Regions from separate parts of the Homo sapiens genome. Here region 1 is linked to region 2. A link is an interaction called in ENCODE POLR2A ChIA-PET data of the cell type or tissue named here. Cell type or tissue: A673. All regions are shown on one strand. Each heading gives the region's core, and the rest is flanking DNA. Links, peaks and the distances in the headings are about the cores only.

The links. Peaks named below come from ENCODE experiments on the same cell type or tissue, not always from the same donor. Only the 100,000 strongest peaks of a DNase experiment are listed, where the experiment ranks them.
Region 1: POLR2A ChIA-PET joins it to region 2 with 5 read pairs; 2 of 35 experiments call an interaction of 5 or more read pairs at or near these places.

Annotation. Positions count from the first base shown.
Region 1 is chr19:56,762,143-56,770,040 of GRCh38, forward strand. ZIM2-AS1 (ZIM2 antisense RNA 1) reads left to right here and starts at 3,180. Exons shown (of 4, transcript NR_110744.1): 1 at 3,180-3,272. In A673, for the core only: no CTCF peak of the experiment used is centred there; a DNase peak (open chromatin) is centred at 3,169; H3K4me3 peaks cover 438 bases.
Region 2 is chr19:57,002,212-57,010,109 of GRCh38, forward strand. No RefSeq gene overlaps it. Among named protein-coding and RNA genes, the nearest start is that of USP29, 110 kb to the right of the region's middle. In A673, for the core only: no CTCF peak of the experiment used is centred there; no DNase peak of the experiment used is centred there.

The DNA of each region.
Region 1 (7,898 bases), core at 1,261-5,260, 240 kb before region 2:
TTTAAGATGTGACCCAGAAGTTATACGCTTCACTTCTGCTAACATCTTATTGGCTGGTGTTTAGCCACATGGTCACACTGACCGCAAAGGAGGCTGGGAAATGTTGTCTCCAGCTGAGAGCCCAGATAAAACTCATGAAAGGAGAGAATGTTATTTACTAATTTGTAATCAGTCCCTCACATCTGATCTCTTGATGAGCCACCATTTATCTTCTTACTCAATCCTACCATTATGCTTCCAATGGCCACCTGTACTAATGTTTAGTGGCACTAAAACTTTACATACATTGTCACTTTTATGTACATTATCTCTAATATTCAAAACACCTCTGTGAGGTAGTTGTAATTTTCCTCATTTTTTAGATAAGCAAAATAAAATTCTGATAAGTTAGGCAGTTTACCCGGAGTTAAGAAGGTTGAGAAAGGCTTGATATTTTTAGATTGATATTTTTAGGTTTGATATTTCAGAATCACTCAGGATTCTTTTTTTTTTTTTTTGAGATAGGGTCTTGCTCTATTGCCCAGACATGAGTACAGTGGCATGATCATAGCTCACTGTAGCCTCAACCTCCTGGGCTCAAGTGATCCTCCAACCTCAGCCTCCCAAATAGCTGGGACTACAGGCATGCACCACCACACCCTGCTAACATTTAATTTTTTTTTTTTTTTTTTTTTTTTGTAGAGATGGGAGTCTCATTATGTTGCCTAGGCTGGTCTTGAACTCCTGGGCTCAAGCGATCCTCCCACCTAGGCCTTCCAAAGCGCTGGGATTACAGGCATGAGCTACCATGCCCAGCCTCTACTTCTTTTAATGATAGAGATTGAATTATATGTGTCTAGGGCTTTAAAAAATCTTACCTTACAGAGGCATTTCTCAGAAGTTTTAGGAGTCCGTTGCAGTCCTACCAACATATCCCTGAGGATTGAACAATTCTGCTCTACCTGGGACCACCCTTTGATCAAAGACATAACCCTTAGGGGAGACATAAATTGGCCAAAGAGAGAGAAAATGGGTAGGTGACCAGCCAGCTTGATCAAGTCTCTGGTGACTACTGGGGCATGGCAGATGCACACAAAGGTGACCACCAATTAGTCACTTTCTTGTATAAACCCTTCCCCTTGAGTGTGGTAGGAACCTGGGATTTGCCTTCAGCCAATAGAATATGGCAAAGGTAAGGGTTGGTCACTTCCACAGTTATCTGAGAGCTCCTCTCTGAGGTGAAAAACACCTCATTCTGTTTTACTATCTCCATTACATTTACCACCCTTATGAAATTATATAAATTATTGAGTGTGTTTGTTCTACCCCAACCACCCCATTCCTCTGAATATAATATCCATGAAGGCACGGTCTTGTTTTCTTCAATGCCGTATCCCCTGTGCATAGCGTAGTACCTGACACATATTAGGTGTTAAATATGTATTTTTATGAAGAAATAAATGTGAAGCAGAACAACAAAAAACAAAAACCAGAGCTGTTCTTGTGTAAACGAGGGTGAGAGGGCTGGGATCCTTGTCTATTTGGTGTTTTCCCAACCCCTCAGCACAGTCATTTCTGCAACACCTACATGGGATCTTTGAGCTCCACAAACCTGGTTGAGACACCTCTTCTCTAATCAGATTAATACATGCTATTGAATAGAAACCACCATTGATTGTAAGATACTCCACTATCTTGCATTCCATTAAGAAAGAAAAAGACACTGCCAATCAAATTGTGACACTCCATCAATAAAACATCTTGATTTTCCATGCTAAAATGTGCTCCTCAGCCTTCAGATCACAGCTGAAATGTCACTTCCTGATCACCCCTGCTGGCCAACCTGTGTCATTTCTCCTTCTATACTCTCAGCGAACACACACTGCAATTTTAATTAATTATGTAATTATTTGTTTAAAATGTCTTCTGAAGCAAAAATGAAAACAGAATGAAGGTTAGAATTATGTCTGCTTGCATACTATTATCCAGTGGTATGTTGATAAACTTGCTCTCTCAAAAAAAATTATAAATAGCATTTGACAGTTTCTATGGTGTAAATATTCTCACCACAGCTGATGTCAAGCTATCAATAGTTCAACAACTTATTTCCAACATTCCTGAATATTTATAATTGGCTCTTGTGAGCTGACATCAGCTTGCTCCAGCACAGTTCACCCAGGACCAAACACTGTATCTGTACATAATAATGGCTTAATAAATGATTGGTTAGTGAATGAATAAATGGTTGTGAGTCACACTGAATGAATATGTAGCAGGTATTTCAAAGTTAACAGTTCAAAATACAGCCCTTTATGTCTCCTTCATACCTGTGGTTTTTCCGTTTTCACCTCAGTTAGCAGCACTGACATCTGCTGGTCACTCAGGGCAAAAATCTCTAGGCATATTGATTTCTCTCTCTCCCTCACCTCTTCCCAGCACTCTTCTCATTATATCCATGAGTCCTGTCAATTCTATCCTCAATGTGTATTCTATTCTATTCCAAACCCATCCCTCACACCATCCCCATGGCCACCATGCTAACCCAGCACATCATGGCCTGGCCACAACAGCCTCCTGCCTGGATTCCCTCCCTTCAGTCTTACCTTTCAAAGCTCATCCTCCCTCCACCTTAACTCCCCACACCCTGCCTATGCGAAAGCCACAGGGTGTTGCTGAAAAGATAAGTCAGGTCCCATCATCCTCCCGCTGCGGCCCTCCAGGTCCTCCACGATCGGACCCCACCCAGCTCTGCAGCCTCCTCTATCACGCTCTCTCCTGCAGCTTTTATTCCCAGCTATGCTGGCCTTAGCTCAGTTCTTCAAGCAAACCATTCTTCTCCCTACCTCGGGGCTCTGCACTTGCTCTTCCGTCAGCTGAAATACCCTTCCCCAAATCTGAGCATCACCGCCTCTGCATATCTGAGCTTCATTCTAGACGTCGTCTCTTTGGAAAGACCTCTCCTAACCACTTCTTTAAGTGGCATCATCCCCTCCCCCTCTCGCACATCCCCCCGTTTTATTGCTTTCTGAGCCCTTATCACTGTTGGAAATCACCGTGTTGCATAACTTTGCAGAGCCTGAGACAAGGACTTGGGAAGGGTGGTTTATGCCTGGGAAAAGGCAGGCCGGGTGCCGGGATGTAGTGCGCCTGCACGCCGTCTCCAGACTACAACTCCCAGAATGCGCGGCGCCCCGAGCGTATTTCCGCTTCCGGTGGCGTTTTAGCGGGAGATCCGAGCGTCTCGGCTGGTGGAAGGGGCGAGGAGCTTTGCAGTTGTGTGCGAGTGTGTACAGGTGAGTTTGTCCGTACGCGTGATTAAGTGTGTGCGTGTGATCAAGTGTGGGGGCGAGTGTTGCGTGAGCAAACCTGTGAGAGGGTGAGAGTCCGTCCGTGTAGGTGAGGGAGCTAGCAAGAGTGTGAGCGAGTGCGAATGTCCCTACAAGTGTGGGCGCGTGATGTGTTTGAAGGTGTGTTTGTTCGAGAGGGTGTGTGTTGGGGTCAACGAGGGTGCATGTGTGTGAGTGAGGAAGCCTGAGTGTGTGGTGTGTGCGCGAGCCAGCAAGCTGGAATGGCTCTCGCGTGCTTGTAGATCATGAGCGTGACTTGGTGGCTTTCTGTGATGGTATTGGGTGTGTATGGCTTTTTGCTGTCCATGCATGATTGTGTTAGCTTGACTCGTGTTGGTGTTGTTTATGTGGGAATGTGAGGGATTTAGTTCATGAGATTACGTGTGTGTTGCTCTGCAGTCTCAAGCTTGCTGGGTTAGCTGTTTCTGAATAGGATTTGACCCAAGTTCAGCGTCAGCTTTTCAAACAGCCTAAAAACTCTGGCCTTGGGCATTGAGAAATCAGAAAGTTTTTTTTTCTCTCTGTCCCTCTGACTATAACAGTTGTGGAAGAATTAGACAATTCTAAGAAAGAAAGTTTCCTGAATTAGCATTAGGAAAACTAGACACAAAAATCCCACTTTCTGAAAAAATGAGAAACTTCCTAATTGTAACTAAAATGATCAGTAAACAAGCCACTTGCTGGTTTGGAAGAAAGGAAACACACCTATGTGTTCTCTTTCTGCCAACACTTGAATTCTCTGGTCCAACTGTTACGCCGTCTACGTGACTTCCATTAAGAACAAGCAGCACCCTTAAATGCATCTCAAGTGTTGTATGTCGCTAAAGGCCATGACCGGTTCTTGGTTTTCCTTATCTCCAAGCTAAGCCTCAGTTTCTGCATGCACAAAATTAGGAAGATAATATCCACCCATCTACAACTCAATGCATTGAGTCACATGAAAGTTTTGTAGACAGGAAAAGTTCTGTGGCACTCGGCCTGATCAAGTCAGCTTTCCTGGGTGTTGCTGAGTTAACTATAAGGATTATATGGAAGGACCATCCCTAGACTAATTCTAGACCTGGCTCCTAATGTGCAGGTCAGCAGTTCTTTCCGTGACTGGCAAGTCTGAGGTCATTTGCAAGTTAAGGAAGATAAATGTACTGATATCTGACTTGGTTTGCGCCAGAGATGATTTTTTCAAAAGATGTATTAACTGGGTTGGATGCAGTGGCTCACCCCTGTAATACCAACACTTTGGGAGGCTAAAGCAGGAGGATCGCTTGACCCTGGAGTTCAAGACCAGATTGGGCAACATATCAAGACCCTATCTCTACAAAAATAAAAAATAAATAAAAAATTAGCTGGGCATGGTGGCACTTGCCTGTAGTCCTAGCTGCTTGAGAAGATGAAGTGTGAGGATTGCTTGGGCCCAGGAGCTGGAGGGTGCAGTGAGATGTGATCACATCACTGCACTCCAGCCTGGGCAACCGAGCAAGAACCTGGCTCTTAAAACAAAAATTTATTAACTGGAAAATTAGGCTTCTTCAACAGTTATTTCAAACTTAAGAGCCGGATGCCCCCACATAATATTAAAGCTGATTTTCAAGGATCTCTTTTCTCAATGTAAGAATGAGTCCCAAAAGTGAGAAAAGATCTGTGAAGGCTGTGGTGGAGCAGTGAAAAGCATTGTAATTTTCTTGACTCTTTGGTCCAAACATACAGGAGGGACTTCTTTCCAGTAAACAGGAGTGAGGAAAAGACAAGGAATTTAAATATATCTATGTATGATCTGCAAAATACACGAGCTGTGGCGTATAAGTTAGAAAGATCCAGCCATCTTTCATGGTTTGCAGCAGTAGATGGACACAGCTTTGCAGAATTGCAGAACTTGGGTGATTGAGATACCTAAACCTGGAGTTTTGAATCCCAGCTTTGTCATTACTAGTTGTGTGGCCTTAAACAAGTCACATCACCTCCCTGTGCCTTAGTGTCTCTGTATGTAAGATGGGGTGTTGTTACCCATCTCACAGTAATGGTGTGAGTGACCGATGTGAATCTCCCAGCATCCAGAAAGGCCCTCCAGTCTAGGAGGGGCCCTGAGACTATCAACAGTAGCCAGTTAGGACAAACCAAACTGAAAATAGCAATTATCAAGCCTCTATTCACTGACTTCAATAGCATAAACAGAGGCCAAAAAGAAAAAAGTGCCAGCTTCTCTGTTCTTTTTCCCACGTAGCAGCACCGGGCGAGGGTCAGATGAATCTATACAGGAGGTAGGGCTCATCTCCCTGCCAGGGAACCCTGAACAAAGGGCCCCAGATCAGACTTCTCAAGTCGGGATGATTTTACCTCCCAGATAAAATGTCGAATGACATTTTTGCTTGTCACAATTGGAGAAGCGGGTGCTCCTGGCATCCACTGAACAGAGGCCAGGGATACTACTAAACACCCTACAATGCACTGGATGGTCCACAGGAGTTGCCCAACACCAAATGTCAACTGCACCAGTGGAGAAATCAGTCCTGGTGCTGCTCCCACATCTGATCCTATCACTCTCCCTCTCACTCGCAACCCTTCTACTGTCTCCTCCACCAACATACAAAGCTATTTTCTGACCAAAGAGCTTCGCTCATGCTGTTTCCTCTGCCCGGACACTCTCTTCTCCAGGGTCCCAGGCTGACTTCTCATCTGATGGTCTTTGCTTAAAGGCCATCTCTTCAGAGAGCCTTTTTTGGACCAACCTGTCTTAAATTAGCCCTCCCACTTCCATGGTAACTCTCTACCCTCTTTCCTGGTTTTATTTTTCTTCATAGCATTTACCACCTTATTTTGCTTATTGCCTGTCTCCCCCATATTGCACATTAAAGTTTGAGAAATACTGGTTTCAAGAAAGGATTGAAAACTGAGGATCCTACAGGGGCCAGCAGAGATGATCTTGGGTGACTTTATTTTTTTATTTTATTTTATTTTATTTTTTATTTTTTTTAATTTTATTTATTTATTTTTTTTTGAGACGGAGTCTCGCTCTGTCGCCCAGGCGGGACTGCGGACTGCAGTGGCGCAATCTCGGCTCACTGCAAGCTCCGCTTCCCGGGTTCACGCCATTCTCCTGCCTCAGCCTCCCGAGTAGCTGGGACTACAGGCGCCCGCCACCGCGCCCGGCTAATTTTTTTTGTATTTTTAGTAGAGACGGGGTTTCACCTTGTTAGCCAGGATGGTCTCGATCTGCTGACCTCATGATCCACCCGCCTCGGCCTCCCAAAGTGCTGGGATTACAGGCGTGAGCCACCGCGCCCGGCCTGGGTGACTTTAATAAAGCAGCCAAATGTAGTTAGTCTGGTTCTAAAATTTCAGAATTCCTTGGCAATGCCGAAGTGACCCTATTCTTGAGATGCTGGCTTTTTAGAAGAAATATAAGAAAAACTCTATAGAAGAAAACTCACAACTGCAAAAACATGCAGAAATAACTAAGGAAAACTTGTGACATTTTGATAAGAAAACTATAAAGCTTTACTGATTGATACAAAAGCTTGAATGAATGAAAACACAGTATCATATTCCTGGATGTTAAGATTAAATGTAACAATGTTAATCCTTCCTAACTTATAAGTTCATTGCAATAATAATCAGAAGGTTGGTTTTTGATTACTAAAGATAAATTTTAATCTGGAATAACGGAAACTTATATATAACTTCACATAAATTTATGCATACATGTACATATACTTTTTAAAGGCACAATGATGGAAAACATTAAATATAGCCATAAAAATTAAGAAGAATATAGATCTAGGATAAAACAGGGCAACAAGCCAATAAAAGCAAGTAGATGGTCCAAATATAGAACCTACATTATAAAATATAACAATTTATAATTTACTAATAATGTTGGGGCAATTAACAATGAGGAAGAATAAATTTAATTCTCTTTTCATACAATATGCCCAAGTAAATTCAATAATCACTAAAGCATATTTTTAAAACTCCAGAATAAAACACTAATGTTTACAGAGGGTTAGATTTTGTAGGGTTGGAAGAAAATAGAAGGATTGAAATATATAAAAATTGAAACATTTTCAAAAAATAAAGAAAATACCAAAGAGGGAAAATCATTTGCAGCCAAGATGACAACAAAGAATTAATATCTTTATTATGCAAAGAGATGGTTCAAACTGATAGGAAGCTATTAAAGTCACATAGACAAATGATTAAAAGACAGACAATGTGAAGAGAGGAAACAATGGCTTAAGAAGCTTACAGGAGAAAGTTCAACATCCTTAAAAATCAAAGACAATTAAAATGAGATGCCCTTTCCCCTATTAGCAAAGTTGCTACTAAACACCCTACAATGAAAAGTGCTGTTATTACATAATGCCAGCTGGGCGGGAGGTGTGGGGGGTAGTGGGTGTGTGTGAGGAACACGTATCCCCAAGCATTACTAGCAGTAGCAGCAGTGCAAACTGATGTAATGTTTCCAAAAGGAACTTGGATATATCAAAAATCTTAAAAGCAATTATACACCTTCTGATGCAGCAATTCCTCTTTGGCAAATATGTATCGTAAAGAAATTTTACATTTGGAAAAAGGTTT
Region 2 (7,898 bases), core at 2,312-6,311:
GACAGAGCTGGCTTGCGTTTGACGATCATTGCGTTCTGCGTACCTTGAACCGTTCCTGGCAGAAGGCAAGGACTCCAGCAATACATGGAGTGGGCGGGTGGAGAGAGCAGATAATACTGATTTCAGTACCACTCAGAGGGCACTGTGACCGCCAACCGTTTGCAGAGGCGTGCGCAACTGTAGTTCTGCAGACCTTGGCTCAGGACGTGCTTTAGTGTGCCCGGAAGAGGCACCTGTGTCCCCGGCTGAGGCACAGCAGGCCTGGCCTCTCAATCCTCCTCTGCCATCCGTCCACCCTGTCCTCCCCTAGGGAGCACCTACCTGGTGGGACCACTGAGGCGGGCTCGGGCTGTCACCAGGGAAACCGCAGCAGGGTGCGGAAGGCGAGGGGGTTGAGGAATGAAAAGAGGAAGTCCCCAAAACCAGACTTGGAGGGTGGGGACTCAAAACTTCAGCTTGGCACAAGTAGGTACTTAATAAACGTTTGTTGAAAAAAGCAATAAGTACCTTTCAAAGCATTACCTGTCCCAAGTGTGTCTGGACTGAAACAAGAACGTCTTTTGTTGCAAAGCAAAATGCTCTGTGACCAGCTCGTACGGATGCCAGGAGAATGGGGATCTTGTTTGTTCTCTGCCAATAGAAATGTATTAGTGAAAGTAAGACTTTAAAACCTCAGCACTAAGTGGTTTCGGCATTGACTGAGTGCCCAGCCGCTGTTTGAGCCACGTGGATGTGCTCGTTTTATTCTTAGAGTTACTGTGTGTGCATTCTGGGAGGCCAGCGGGGAAGTTTCCAGAAATTGTAAGAAGGTAATGGCGAAATGGATGGCTTAGGAACACAGGCAACACCTCGGCTGAGTTTGAGGCCACGGTCCGTGGCTCCGGAGCTCGGCGTCCAGCCAGGATGCTGGACTGCAGAATATGCCAACCTTCTTCTAGACCCATTTCCAGTGTTTTAAATGCTGATAGTACACGCTACCTCCTATTCCCTACATGTCCTAGGTGGGTGTTCATAGGCACATACCATAAAATAAAAAATAAATATCATGAAATTAAAAATCATACAACAAATCATAAACTAAAAATAACATTAATAATAATAAGACCCACGTGCAAAGAGGGGGGAAAGCCTTCCCGCAGGGTCCTTGCGCATTGCTTCCTCCCACGTGACCCCAGACGAGCCGCCTCACTTCTCTGAGTCTCTTTCCACTTCTGATGCAGACAATGACGCCACGCGTCCCACCCCACAGGGCGGCTGGAAAAAGGAAATGAATCCGTGCGTGTGGAAACGCTTGGGATAGTGGCAACACATGCTCCTTATGACATCGTGTCAGAGAGGTGTTTGCACATCAAGCTTACCCAAATCTTCACTCCTGTTTTCAGCAGAGCTGCCCAAACCTCAAGACGGTCCTTCCTTCCCCTCCTCCTCTTGCAGCCCCTGCATTCCATCCCTGACTCTTCCGCGAGCTGCAGCAGGAAGGATTCAGGCCATACACATGAAGGAGCAAGGCTACCCCTGGGGCCAAGGCCACCCCTCGCCCACCCCCGTCTCTCCCACCCCGGGTAGCCGTCACTGCCGCAGAGCAGGGGGAACGTGTCCCAGGTCACTGCACCCTCTGCTGTGTAGGGACTGGGGTCATTTCTGACCGAACATCTTACTCTAGGGCCTGAGATTCAGTGTCGTGGGGGACTGAGTCTGAATCCTTCCCGGGCAGGGCTCACCAGCAGAATTCAGATGGAAACTGTAGAGTGCTGTCAGCAGGGGTGTGCTGGAGCCAGCTTCTACTGGAGGACAGGAACCAACGCGTCAACTCGCAGGAAGTTTGTGAGATGTTTAAGCACATCGTTTAGTAAACAGGACACTCCATGCACTTTCAAAATTAAATAAATGACGTAAGCCGGGCACGGTGGCTCACGCCTGTAATCCCAGCACTTTGGGAGGCTGAGGTGGGCGGATCACCTGAGGTCGGGAGTTCGAGACCAGCCTGACCAAAATGGAGAAACCCCCGTCTCTACTAAAAAATACAAAAATTAGCTGGGCGTGGTGGCGCATGTTTGTAATCCCAGCTACTCGGGAGGCTGAGGTAGGAAGATCGCTTGAACCTGGGAGGCGGAGGTTGCGGTGAGCCGAGATTGCACCATTGCACTCCAGCCTGGGCAACAAGAGCGAAACTCCGTCTCAAAAAAAAAAAAAAAAAAAAAAAAGACGTAAAGAACAAAGGTAGGAAACACCCTAAACATACGCTTTCCTAGTTATTTAAATACATTTTACTAGCGTCTGTGTTTGGGGGTGATTGACATCCATTGTGTCTGCAGTAGATGTGGGGGCTGCTGACCTCCTCCCACCTCCATGCCCAGCGAGCAGGCCGGCTCCTGCAGCTGCCCATGCTGGGGAGGCATTTGCACCATGGAAGCTGGCAAACACCACCGGGCACGCCACCCCGGCCTCCAGAGTTGGCTGTCCAGCATTCACCAGCTCCCCACTGGCTGCAGGAATCCAATTCTTTACTCTTTCGGGTGTAAGTGCTTATTTAGGAAGCCCTCCGGTAGGCTGGTCTGTGCTCCACGCATCGGGGTACAACGGTGAGCAGAACTGCAAAGAGCCTGTCTTTCTGCATCTTCCATTTTGTGAGAATGAAAAGAAAATAAACATAAAACTCAACCCAGGAAGAAGATAATTTCAGAAGATTCTAAGTGCAAGAAAGAAACAGAGTGAGGTGATACTAACGGGCAAATGTTACTTTCTTTTTTTTATTATTATACTTTAAGTTCTAGGGTACATGTGCACAACGTGCAGGTTTGTTACATATATATACATGTGCCATGTTGGTGTGCTGCACCCATTAACTCGTCATTTACATTAGGTATATCTCCTAATGCTATCCCTCCCCCCCTCCCCCCACAACAGGCCCCAGGGTGTGATGTTCCCCTTCCTGTGTCCAAGTGTTCTCATTGTTCAATTCCCACCTATGAGTGAGAACATGCGTTGTTTGGTTTTTTGTCCTTGCAATAGTTTGCTGAGAATGATGGTTTCCAGCTTCATCCACGTCCCTACAAAGGACATAAATTCATCATTTTTTATAGCTGCATAGTATTCCATGGTGTATATGTGCCACATTTTCTTAATCCAGTCTATCATTGTTGGACATTTGGGTTGGTTCCAAGTCTTTGCTATTGTGAATAGTGCCACAATAAACATACATTTGCATGTGTCTTTATAGCAGCATGATTTATAATCCTTTGGGTATATACCCAGTAATGGGATGGCTGGGTCAAATGGTATTTCTAGTTCTGGATCCCTGAGGAATTGCCACACTGACTTCCACAATGGTTGAACTAGTTTACAGTCCCACCAACAGTGTAAAAGTGTTCCTATTTCTCCACATCCTCTCCAGCACCTGTTGTTTCCTGACTTTTTAATGATCGCCATTCTAACTGGTGTGAGATGGTGTCTCATTGTGGTTTTGATTTGCATTTCTCTGATGGCCAGTGATGATGAGCATTTTTTCATGTGTCTTTTGGCTGCATAAATGTCTTCTTTTGAGAAGTGTCTGTTCATATCCTTCACCCACTTTTTGATGGGGTGGTTTTTTTTTCTTGTAAATTTGTTTGAGTTCTTTGTAGATTCTGGATATTAGCCCTTTGTCAATAGGAAGAATCAATAACGTGAAAATGGCCATACTGCGCAAATATTACTTTCAAAAGGAGGTCAGGAAGACTTCCTGGAGGAGGCGAATGCACGGTAGCACTCACTCCCAAAGGGTCGGAAGTACCCAGTAATGGGAAGATCTGGGGAAGAAGTTGTGGGCAGGTGCAAAGTCAGGAAGAAGCCTGAGGTGCCCAGACAACACAGCGGCACATAATGAGTGGTGGGGAGAGAGATAGGAGGGGAGGCTGCTAGGTGCTCAGCAGAGGCTGCGTTACAGATGGACCCTGAAGATGGGGGTGAGGAGACTTGATGGCTTGATACTGTTTGATAGCACTGACAGCTATTGGAGGGTGATGACTCAGGAACTTCCCTCACCAATAAGCGTTTCTTAAAAAAAATTACTCTGACTCTACAAATATATATGTATATATAATTTAACCACATTTTACTAGCATCTATGTTTGGGGGTTACTGACATCTCTCTATCTATCTATTTATCTATATATTTGGAGGATCAGAGTAATTTTTAAAAGAAGTGTCTATATATAATGTATGTAGAAATAATATATAAATAAATACCTATATAAAGTAATTATATATTTTTATATTTTTATTTATATATTTCACTTAAAATATACATTTTTAAATATATATGTTTTGTTTTGTTTGAGAGAGTCTTGCTCTGTCACCTTGGCTGGAGTGCAGTGGCACCATCTCGGCTCACTGCAACCTCCGCCTCTCAGGTTCAAGAGATTTTCCTGCCTCAGCCTACCAAGTAGCTGGGATTACAGGCACCTGCCACCATGCCCAGCTATTTTTTTTTTTTTTTTTTTTTTGTATTTTAGTAGAGGCAGGGTTTCACCATGTTGGCCAGGCTGTTCTCGAACTCCTGACCTCAGGTGATCCACCCACCTCAGCTTCCCAAAGTGCTGGGATTACAGGTGTAAGCCGCTGCACCCAGCTGAACCCACCTTTGGAACTTAGTGAGTGTCTCGCCCTAAGTGCCTGTCAGCTGGGGCACTTCCTCTGTGCCCTACAAATGTTCCTCAAACTGAAATTCTTTAGAACAATGCAGGAAGAATCCCATGCAATGGCATAAAGCACTGTAAACTATTTCACTTTTATTACTCCGGAAATTTATATTGCTTTTTATTTTCCGTAACCTGAAGATATATGTGCTAGTTCCTTGGGGCTGGGACATTAAGATAAGTTGTGTGGTCCTTCCTTCCAACACAGCTACCACCCTGGGCTCCTCCTCTGGGCACACTGTGGGCGCCTGCTGCTCGCAAACTGTGATAAGGAAGGAGCTGTTTTTTCTAAGATCACTGGGATCCATTAAGGGCTCCGCAGGAGAAAGACAGAACTTCTCTTTAGGATGATGAAAGATGAGGGTGTCACAGGTGGTGACTCAAACAACAATTGAGAGGCAAAGGGGTCTGAACCCATCTGCAAATAAATATCATTTGAATGAATGAACGAGTGTATCCAGGGGTGAAGCGGGAACAGAAGTCATGGTGAACCACTGACAGGAGGACCGTGGTGGGAACCCTTCCTGCGCTATGAAGGCAGAGTTGAGGTGCTGTAGCCTAGACTGTAGGGAATCCCTTTTGCCACATCAGGTGACACCCACTGGTTCTAGATACTAAGATGTGGATATCACTGGGGGACCATCATTCAGCCCACCACAGATGGATGAGTAGAGAGGTTAATGGATGGAAGGATGGTAGGTGAAAGGATGGATAGTAGAGTAGATGGATGAATAGTAAGGTGGATGATTGGATGGAAGAGTGAATGGATAGATGGGTATACAGATTGATGGGTGGTGGGTGGATGATTCCTGTGATCCCTGCCTCGCTTCTCAGCTAAGCTACTCTGATGTCCATCACTCTGACCTGTCCCCCGACAGACACTCTCACTTGGTACAGACCTCAGAAGCAGGCTCTGGTGGTCACCATGGAAATGCGATTGGATGAGGAAGGTAAGTTGCTGAGGAGTGGGCAGAGAGACTCTCAGATGCTGGAAATTTCCAGACTCTGGAGTGAAATTAAGGTGTGTAAAAGGGACTATAGGGGAGGGGCAAGAGTGAGACCACGGAGGAGGATGTTGCAATCGTCCAGGAATCATGGTGGTGGAGGTCACTAAGGTTGTGCAGCAGACACTGAAAGAAAAAGAAAATGGCTCCTGACAAAGGAGGGGGAAATAGCAGGAACAGATAGGAAAGGCATTTCTGACTGGAGACCTTATACACACTACAAAACCACAAACATACCTTTAAATACTGGGCACAGTGTCTCACACCTCCAATCCCTGCACTTTAGGAGGCCAGGGAAGGAGGATCGCTTGAAGCAGGAGTTTGATACCAGCCTAGACTACAAAGTGAGATCCCATTTCTACAAAAATAAAAATTAGCTGGGCTCAGCCGAGTGGGGTGGCACATGCCTGTAGTCCCAGCTACTCAGGAGGCTGAGGCGGGAGGCTCGCTTGAGCCTAGGAGTTGGGGGCTGCAATGAGCTATGATTTTGCCACTGCACTCCAGCCTGGGCAACAGAGTGAGGCCCTGTCTCAAAAATACACACACACACGCACACACACACACACACACACTTAAAAAACAAAAGGTTGAAAATGAAACACATAGTGAAATAAAAGTTCTGATAGTATCTTCCCAATTGCTCCACCTCACTTTAGAGTCAGGTGAGGGAGGATGGTGGCGGAGGCTGCAACACAGTGGCTGAGACATCGCTCTCAGCGTGTCACCGTGAGGTCTCCCAGGGAGGGTGTGGAGAAAACAGTGCCCAGGACAGAGCCTGAGAAACCTCACCGGGAAGATGGAGCATAACAAGGAAAGCATTACTCAACCATTCTGTGTCACTGAAGTGTGTACACAATTAGCCCATCTGTTGCTCACCCTCCTCATTCACCAACCCCTATTCCAAGAAATTTAAATGCCCAAAATAGGACTTCCCACCAGTGGGAGGTGTTGGCAGCCAACACAGAGGAGCAGCTCCAGAATCCAGGGAGTTTGTTTGAAATAAAACTGACCTATAACAAAGAGAGACAAGTATCTCTTCAATCCCTACCATCCCTCCACCTACCCACCCATCCATCCACCCATCCATGTATCCACACTTCCATCTAATGCACACAACTATCCAACTGTCCATCCATTCAGCCACCCATGCAACAACCCACCTAATGCATTAATTCTGTCATTCTTCCAATTATCACCACCCACCCATCACTTCATACACCCATCCACCCACCACCCATCCATCCACATACCCCCATCCATCCATGCTTCCATCCAATCATGCACCCTACACCTGTCCCCCCACCCATCACTTCATACACCCATCCACCCACCACCCATCCATCCACATATCCCCATCCATCCACCCACCACCCATCCATCCACATACCCCCATCCATTCACCCTTCCATCCAATCATCCACCCTACACCTATCCATCCACCCACCACCCATCCATCCACATACCCCCATCCATTCACCCTTCCATCCAATCATCCACCCTACACCTATCCATCCACCCATCATTCCATACATCCATCTACCTACCCATCAATCTGTATACACATCTATCCATTCACCCTTCCATCCAATCATCCACCCTATACCTATCCACCCACCCATCATTCCATACAGCCATCCACCCACCACCCATCAATCTGTATACACATCTATCCATTCACTCTTCCATACAATCATCCACCTTACTATTAATCCATCTACTCTACTATCCATACTTCCACCCACCATCCTTCCATCCATTAACCTATCTACTCATCCATCTGTGGTGAGCTGAATGATGACCCCCCACGTCTTAGTTTCCAGAATCTGTGAGTGTCACCTGATGTGGCAAAAGGGATTCCCCGCAGTCTAGGTTACAGCAACTCAACTCTGCCTTTATAGCACAAAAGTGGTCCTAGACAAAACACAAATGATGGATGTGTCTATGTTCCAGCACAACTGTATTGTACAAAAGCAGGCAGGCCATAGTTTGGCAATCAGCCATCTTGTTCTGAATGATCAGGCCCCTACTTCACTTTCCGACAAATCTCTATCCACTTTTTCCCTTGCTCTCTCCACCGTAGCCACACTGGCTTCCTCGATGGTCCTCAGGCTGGGCAGTCATCAGCCTCATGGCTTTTCAAGACATACATTCTTCTGTCTGGACTGTTTTTCTTCTTGATATTCCCATAATTGTTCCCTCCCTCCATTGAGATTCAAAT